Linked DNA regions of Homo sapiens: region 2 is linked to region 1. A link is an interaction called in ENCODE POLR2A ChIA-PET data of the cell type or tissue named here. Cell type or tissue: HepG2. All regions are shown on one strand. Each heading gives the region's core, and the rest is flanking DNA. Links, peaks and the distances in the headings are about the cores only. Region 1 overlaps LPP (LIM domain containing preferred translocation partner in lipoma). Region 2 overlaps LOC107986166 (a long non-coding RNA gene).

Region 1 (4,397 bases), core at 173-4,172:
GCCTGGGGCTCTGTAACTATGGCTCCTAACGTGGGGAGCCCACAATCTAGCTATATCATGTTAGCGAGAGCTCTTTGTATACTGAAACAATAAACTTACCATCTTGATGAGTTTTACATGTAGAATGGCTTAGGTTATAAGGTACTGCCACCTCATTCCACTGTTGAGAATTGTCTAATGCAAAGCTCACTTTTTAAACATGGATAATTGGACAGTCATGAGTGGATCATCGAAGGGATAAGCAAAATATATGTCAAACTGAGAATTAATATCTATCAAAACACTTGCTATTATTTGGTAGATGGGAGGTTATTTTATTTTTAAGAAGTAGATTGGCTGAATGGAAAAGCAAAATGTGGCATAAAATAAAATGGGATATTGTTCAGCAGTGAAAGGAATAAAGTACTGATATGGACTACAACATGGATGAACCTTGAAAACATTATGGCAAAGTGAAAGAAGCCAGTTACAAGGCCGGGCACCATGGCTCATGCTTGTAATCTCAGCACTTTGGGAGACCGAGGTGGGTGAATCACTTGAGGTCAGGAGTTCGAGACCAGTCTGGACAACATGGTGAAACCCCCGTCTCTACTAAAAATACAAAAATCAGTTGGGCGTAGTAGTGTGTGCCTGTAATCCCAGCTACTCAGGATGGTGAGGCAGGAGAATGGCTTGAACCCGGGAGGTGGAGGTTGCAGTGAGCCGAGATCTGCCCTCCAGCCTGGGTGACAGAGCCAAACTCTGTCAAAAAAAAAAAAAAAAAAAAAAAAAAAGCCAGTTATGAAAGACCACATATTATATGATTCCATTTATGTGAAAAGCCCACAATAGGCAAATCTATAGAGTCTGTAGCGATAGAAAGTAGTGGTTGCCGGCAGGGTTGGGGTAGAGGATAGGTAGTGATTGCTAATAACTGTGAGTTTCTTTTTGGGATGCTGAAAATGCTCTTTATATGGTGGTGATGATTGCACAACACTGTGAAATACTAAAAACAGAACCGTAAACTTTAAATGGGTGAATTGTATGTAAATTATATCTCAATAAACCTGTTTTAAAAAGTGGATTTCCCTTTAATCTATTCTCTGAGGATTGCTTCAGGGATTCAAAATAGTGCATAGTGCCAAGTTTTAAACTCATATTGATTTGTTTTTGGTAAATAAGTCATGCATGCTTAACAATGGTGAACACACTTAAGGAAAAAGTGGTAACACAACTAGAGCCACCAAACCGAAGCAAGTATATTTCCACCTAACTTCATGCACGTTTTTTTCTCAGAAGCTTTAAAAATTTATACTTTCTCAAATGTTGATTAATGAGATATCTGATAAGAAATAACAGGGTACTGACAGTCCTGATTGTATAAATAGGCATTAGGGATTGTGTTCATGGTTTGCTTGTCAGCACAAGAGAAATGTGTGATTATGTTGAATGATAGTTAATTTTCTTATCCACCCATTTTAAAAATAAAGATGTACAGCTAGAAAACAGGTGCCCAGGGAATAGAGGAGACCTGCAGCTTTGATAATGAGCCCCAGAAAGAAACTAGAAGGAACAAGCTCCCGCTTAGGAGGTGCCGTTCGAGTCCTGGCCAGTGTCTGACTGTAGCTGATGGGTTTAGAGAACTGTGGCTGGCTTCTCACAAAGGATTTTTTCATTTACTCTTGTTTTGTGTTTGAGTATAGACAGCTTTTCCCATCCTCCATCAGGGTCATTGTCCCACCTTCTCTGACTCACTTATTGTGTCAACAGAATTAAAAGAGCAGCCGGTGGACGTGTGTAGAGGCTGAAGGAGAGCTGTGTTGCTAGCTTTGTATTTGAACGGTTCGTACACAAACAGTTCTCTTTGATTAAGTATCCGGTGAAACCAATTCACATGAACTCCAATTAAACTTTAATGAACAAGTGGGTGTATTAATATCAGCTGAGTAATGCAGGCAGCACAGATTCCAGTAAGTGACTCACTTCTCTGAGCAGCTCATTCCCCATGCACGGTTAGAGTTACTAGAAAGCTTCCAGCTATATTTGAGTGGATCTGGTCTGGGCCTTGTAATTCTAACAATCCTCAGGGCTCGCTATTCATCTAGTGACAAAACCACAGTCATCCAGACCTCTGTTTTCAGAGCAAAGATTGGGGATGAAGAGTTTTGTTCACATTGAGCAATTAGGCCCTTCGTTGAGCAGTGACCATTTGGACTTTTATTTTCCTCATCTTCCCATTTTTGTTTTTTTGTTATTTTATTTTTTAGAGACAGGGTCTCACTCTGTAGCCCAGGCTGGAGTGCAGTGGTGTGATCACAGCTCACTGCAGCCTCAGCCTCTTGGGCTCAAGCAATCCTCCCGCCTCAGCCTCCCGAGTAACCTGGAACAACAGGCATGCACCACTGTGCCCACCTACAAAATTTCTGTAGAGATGGGGTCTTGCTATGTCGCCCAGCTTGGTGTTGAACTCCTGAGCTGAAGTGAGCCTCAGCCTCCCAAAGCGCTTGGATTATAGATATGAGCCCCGTGCCCAGCCTTTATTTTGTTTTTAAGTGAGAATTATTTTTTTCTTAAACCCAGGGGCAGTGTAGGTGAAGGTTAAGGCAGTGAAGATAGAACAGTCAGTTTTGAAATGCACATAGCCTTCCTGAGCCTCACTTTCACCACATCTGCCAGTCTGCCTCAAGTCTTTAAGTTTCCCTACACCAGAGGCAGCAAGGTGTGCCTGGAATGATGAATTCCTTTGAGCACAGACCCTGTTCCATCTAGAGACTGATGACTGTACCTATTTCCTAGGAAAGGTTAAGCAAGATCGTGAATATAATGCTCTTCGTTTCATGCCGGCACATAATAAGTTCCCACTAAATGTTTAACTTGGTCCACTGGGGGAAGGATGAGAAGGAGGATTTGGAGATAAATGAGACTTGGCCCTTGACAATTCAGGAGCTTGGAGTCTTATAGAGATTTGACTTAAAAATGTCTGTGTAACTCCAGAGTGATAAAGACAAAAATGCTTGAAAAAGATAAGTGAGGATTCGGGGGATGGAGGAATCCCAGAGGTTGGCCCCGTCTGAGAAGGCTGGAGGTTAGGGTAGGAAGAGGTAAGGGTTTGGGAAGGTAGTTCTAGGCTGACTGAAGAGTGTGAGCAAAAGCAGAGGCAGGGATGTATCCAGGTATCAGATAGTGCACATTTAGTGTGGTTACAGTAGGTGATAATTTAGGAGGCTGATTGAAACTGAATTTAGCCTCTGCCTTAGTCACCAAGTCCTTTCCCAGCTCCACTTGCTGTTCTCTCTCTCATTCTCTCCTACCTATATTGAAACCAGTTGAAAATAATGGAGTCACACAGAGGCAGATGGCAATAATGTCCAGGTTGTGGAACATTAGCTCATTGGGCTTGCTAATGCAGCACCCATGAATGAAATTTACCCTCTTCCTCTCAGATAGCTCCTGCACTCAATAACTCCCATTTAGGGCACACTGTGCATAAAGCTCCCAACCATGAAGAGCAGGGAGGATCTGCCTCTAACAGTCAGGTAACTCACAAAGACTGGAAGGAAGTGACTGGGTTACACATGGCCAGTTTCTTCTCCAAACTCAATAATTGGGTAACTCTCTGCCTCCTCATCTGAGAACAAGGGAGTGGGAGGGAGGCAAACAAGAAAAGAGAAGAAGCAGTGGAGAAAGGAGACGTTCTGCAGTGCCAGGCTTCTTGCCCCACACTCTTCCCAAATGTCAACATAGTTCCTTTAGGGGAAAAAAGTGGGAGGCTAGAATGGTAGGACAGGGCCACAATATGGAAGTGAAAAACCAGGGGCAGTTTCCTGAGCAGGGAATGATGTCATTCGATCTATAATTCAGTCTGGTTAATCTACTTATGCAACACCAATTGAAGGACACACTTAGATAACTCAGCCTTGAGTCAACAAATCTTGTGTAACACTGCCAAGGTCCATAGTGCAAGAATCAGCCCCCACTTCGGAAATAACAACCACCCCTCAGTGCCAAATTTTGGACATTGCTTGTAAATTTCAGACTCCTTCCCTCCAAGATACTGTTTTAGAGAATGTCGTAGGGTAAAAAATTCCAAGGGGTAAAGACATAAATTCCGTAATACTACAATAGATGGGAGGCTCTAATCAAGTAGATAAATTCTATTTTTGGAATTGTGAATAAAGCAGAAAAGATTCTTGGAAATCAGGAATTGAATAGATTGATGGTACAAATGAGAGACTATATGTTGCTTAAAGAAAACAAAAGATTGCCTATCAGGTTTTAAAATGTGAGTCAGTAGTTTATATAGTGATTCAAGCTGAACAGCTATCTTGGTTATTAACTAAAATCTTTTCTTTCCCCTTCCATTTTATATATGAAGAAACTATTAATACAAAAGTCATTATCAAAGGACACTGGGGCTA
Region 2 (4,397 bases), core at 214-4,213, 290 kb before region 1:
TGAACAATGTTCCTGAAGCCACCTGGCTTGGACAGTGCAAGAACAATCTGAGCAAACGCTGACTTTTCCACCCCAACACCATTTGCTCTGCCAAAATTTGCTCTGGTCCAAACTTTCAACCTTGTGCCAAGATGTTGAGTTGGTGAGTAGTGAATGTACACACCAGGGGAGAGCCATATTACTATGTCATCTCAGTGTGAAATCTGACACAGGCATACACGTTCAGTGTTCACTGTTTATTAACCAACACTGTCTGCCAGAAACCATGCTGGCTCTTCAAGTAGCTCACCGTCTGGGTGGTCTCTTCCTGGATCTCTATCCAGGTGTCCATTGCCTAAAGGGAATCCATTCAAGTCACTTCCACATGCTTGAAAATCTCACAAGTTTATCCTCTCTGCTCCTTAAAAAGTTCTATTCCCACCACTAGCATCACAAGTGACAAAAGACAAGACACTGTGTTGCAGCTGAAACTGACTATTCTGCTTCTTGAAACAGCAAAATCTGTTTACTTCTATGGTATTCTCAGTACACTGAGGGTCAAAATAATGTGATTGGGAATTACCGACATCCAATATAAAATACTAAAAAACCCAGAAAATTTTATATGGTTTGCCCTAATAATATAGGTTCAGGTTCTAAAGGGTATATGAGGTTCAAATCCTAATTCTGCCATTTCTTAGCAGGGTAAACTTTCCTTCTCTGTAATTTAAAATGGGAAGAATAGGAGACCTTATCTCATAAGGTTGTTGTAGTAAAGGGCTCACTCATGTAATGGCACAGATTTTGGCTACTGCACTCCAGAATGAAAAGGGAGATTTGTCCTTCATAGACAGGGCATCTACAACCACAACATCCCACTTCAATCTGGTTTTTCTTTGAATAATAAATTCCCCACCTTGTGTCACTGTAATTCTATCTTTCAACTCTCAATGCTCACACAGAATACTGACAGTTAAGAGACACCATTAAACTCTGCTACTCAGGAAAGGAACTTCAGGAACATAAGCTATCTACAGATAGCAAATACCAGCAAAGTTTAATCTGATTTATCAGCCACTTATTATTACTCCATTTCCCTTTTGCACCAGTGTCACATTCCCTGGAGACCTTTCAGGCTCTTCTTAGTCCTGGGCCTTCTTGACCCTCTACCTGAAAGGTGGTTTTCCTCTAGTTTTCTTTAATATAATTCCCAGGCTTCCTTCACTCCTTCTTCATCTCATCCTGAGGCTTTCGGTTCTGCACGCTTTGTCACATCCCTCTTCCATTACCTAACTCACCTGGATCCTCGTCCAACCTTCATGCCTTACACTGTGCACGGCTATACCATAGTCTCAACTCTGCTTTGGAATGATGTTGGGTCATAAGCAGTTTATTCAGCATAGTTTTCCATTTTCAAACTCGTTTCCGTAGGCTGTATTACAGCTCTGTAGGACTGTAGACCCCTATTGATATAAAACATAGATATCCATAGTTATCCTATATAGGGTATTTCCTCAGAAGTCCCAACTGCATCCACAAGGACTTGGTCACTGATACCTTGCGTGGTTGACACTGCAAGAGTTCTCAACTTAATTCTCTGCTCCACTCCAGGATTGAGGGCTTTTATTGTCTTCAGTGAGAGGACATTTAGCAGTCAGGTGACCCAGCATCAAGTTTGTCCCTTTCTGACCTTGCACCCTGGGTCCAGTGACTCATCTTATCTCTGATTTCATAATCCACCCAGGGTCCTCATTCCTACAAAACTGTTGGAATTAAAGTCTACCACCAACAGCTCCATAGCCTGCCTGTCTAGGAACAGGACTTATTCCCAGCCTCCCCCTAGCTTGATGGTAGAGTGGAAACAAACAGCAGGTTTGCACTCTTACCTAACCACTTCTTACATGACTAGTTGCTTTATCTCTCTAGGCCTCAATTTCCTCATTTGTTAAATAGGAATAAAATTACCCTTGCAGAGATACTGTGAGAATACATCACAAAGCAGACTGAATTCTTGACACATAGCATTGCTCAGTGAATAGTAGCTGTCTTTCTTAGGATGACCATTTATTATGGCTGGCTTGATGCTGGCTGCCGCTCAGCCTGTCCACCTCTTGCTTATCTTCGTGTGCTGCTGACACTCCCACATTCACCATCACACCTACCTAACCTCCTCATCTGAGTTCCAACTCCTCCTCTCCTCCAAGTGTGTTCTCGTTGTGTCTGTTCTGACTGCTGGCTAGCGGTGTACGGGAGCCAACAGGTACCAGCTCACAAGAGCTGACCCTGGCATCTCTTCCTAGCTCCACATTCAGTGAGCATCGTATTGGTAGCTTGAAATCAGGCACAGTGGGAGTATTTACACAGCAGAAATCAGCAAATACTACAAACAGGGCTTCCCCTTCACCCCACAGAGCCATTTGTTAAACATTTACAGGCACATAAGTGCAGACTCTTCATTTCTTCTGTACCTTCTCTGGGCCTTATTATCTGACCTGAACACTCAAATATAGCCCTTTTAAAGGAAGATCTTAGGGCTTTTTTTTGTACACTGACTGGCACTGCATTTCAGTGAGAATGCAGCTAAATCCATGCCGAAGTTTACAGAGTAACTCAGCTTAGGGATGGAAATATTTCACCAGGAAACAAACAAAAAAAATCTAACGAATATACATTAACCTCAGGATTAACCCTAGCACTAATGAGATCAGCTCAGTACAACCCAACTGTTTTTTTCCTGCCGGGCTCCCTCCTGGTGAGACAGGCTCCAGGGGCCAAGGCCTTTACCTGAATGCTGATGGAAATCTTCCAGGCCCTGAATGACATGTTCTCTGGGCCACTCCTTGAATGCCTCTAGCTTGGAAGCATTACTGTCCTGTAACAAAGAGGGTATAGAAGAAGATGAATCCTTTGTAGGTGAAAAGGGAGGCCTTGCCTTTCCTGCTTTGTTGTGAAGGCTCTGAGCCACATGAGTTTGCTAAGCTATAGACATGTTGAGGGCTCAAGTTCTGTTCCAATTTGTGTCCCCTAGAGGCCTGAACAAGTATCCTGTCCCTTTATGGTGTTTAATTAAGGTTTATTGTACTGAAGACCACATTTGGGATGAGTAATGGTTACTTAGTGCTAGGACGCACTTACCTATCTAATCTCCTTGAAGAAATACTTTATTAAGGAAATAAATAGATGTGTATGCCTGTGCCAGGTGCGGTGGGAGGAAGGATACTTTTCCCTAGGAGGAAATGTGTCCTTACGGATTTTAGAGAGCAAACTGTCATCTACTATCCTATCTGACTGTAGTGAATGTCATAAATCTCCTTTTAGCAGTATTTTATTCCTTCCTGTACATGAAAGGACTCCCCACCAGCCCAATTCAGGGGCACATTCCATCCTTCTGCCCTGTACTCCTAAAATCCTCTTTTTCCCCCACAAAGTTTAAAATTCTACCCATTTTTCTCTCTTCATAATTGCAGGCTGCCTACAGAATGCAAAACACTTCTCACCACCCCATGTCCTCGCAAGTACCCACCCTTCAACTTGCTGCCCCTAAAACTGGCACCTAGGGCAAGTTTTATTTTGATACATTTTATGATCATCTGCACAGGGATACCAACAGAAAGTGATGAGTGTAGGGAAGGGACAAAAGTTCCAGGAATGTCCCCAGTGCTCTCCTTACCCGGGTCTCTGGCCCACACTAAAATGGGAAATGCAACCCCTAGTTCTAAGAACTCCTCTTTGTATCCTCTCTCGCCTTCAGGGCAATGTCTCTGATGTTGGCAGGTACCACTAGCTATCCCTAATAAGAACAGCAGATATGAAGCTGTCAGGACCTTAACGAGGCACTTCGCAGGTTACAAATCATTCTCTCATCCTTTACTTTGGTGAACCTCAGAACCACCCTGTGACCTAGGCATTGAGGTGACCACCACCATCCTTCAGATGAGCTCATGGGACAGAGCTGTCAGAATGCCTGGTGGATGCCTGGGTGCGACACCTGCCAAGGCATACAGTGATTACGCGCTGCTTCTGCATAACCTGCAGAAAGACTCTGATTCAGGCCATCTTTTTTGGGCCGATCACGAGGTCAGGAGATTGAGAACAGCCTGGCTAACACGGTGAAACCCCTTCTCTACTAAAAATACAAAAAATTAGCCGGGCATGGTGGCGGGCACCTGTAGTCCCAGCTACTGGGGAGGCTGAGGCAGAAGAATGGCGTGAACCCAAGAGGCGGAGCTTGCAATGAGCTGAGATTGCGCCACTGCACTCCAGCCTGGGCGACAGAGCGAGACTCTGTCTCAAAAAAAAAAAAAAAAAAAAAAAAAGAATCTCAAATTGTGTCTTAACTCACTTTTATGAAGAAAAGTCACACACATTTTCTATCCACCACCCTGTCCCACTGGCAACAGCTTTGGTGCTTGCCTGAT

Evidence for each region. Peaks named below come from ENCODE experiments on the same cell type or tissue, not always from the same donor. Only the 100,000 strongest peaks of a DNase experiment are listed, where the experiment ranks them.
Region 2: POLR2A ChIA-PET joins it to region 1 with 13 read pairs; 2 of 35 experiments call an interaction of 5 or more read pairs at or near these places.

The regions. Positions count from the first base shown.
Region 1 is chr3:188,293,311-188,297,707 of GRCh38, forward strand. All of the region lies in intron 2 of LPP (LIM domain containing preferred translocation partner in lipoma), which reads left to right. Among named protein-coding and RNA genes, the nearest start is that of FLJ42393, 120 kb to the left of the region's middle. In HepG2, for the core only: no CTCF peak of the experiment used is centred there; DNase peaks (open chromatin) are centred at 1,801 and 3,881.
Region 2 is chr3:188,001,138-188,005,534 of GRCh38, forward strand. LOC107986166 (a long non-coding RNA gene) reads right to left here. Exons shown (of 5, transcript XR_001741061.2): 3 at 2,764-2,851; 4 at 1,278-1,442. Among named protein-coding and RNA genes, the nearest start is that of LINC01991, 27 kb to the left of the region's middle. In HepG2, for the core only: no CTCF peak of the experiment used is centred there; DNase peaks (open chromatin) are centred at 1,714, 2,354 and 2,824; H3K4me3 peaks cover 2,355 bases.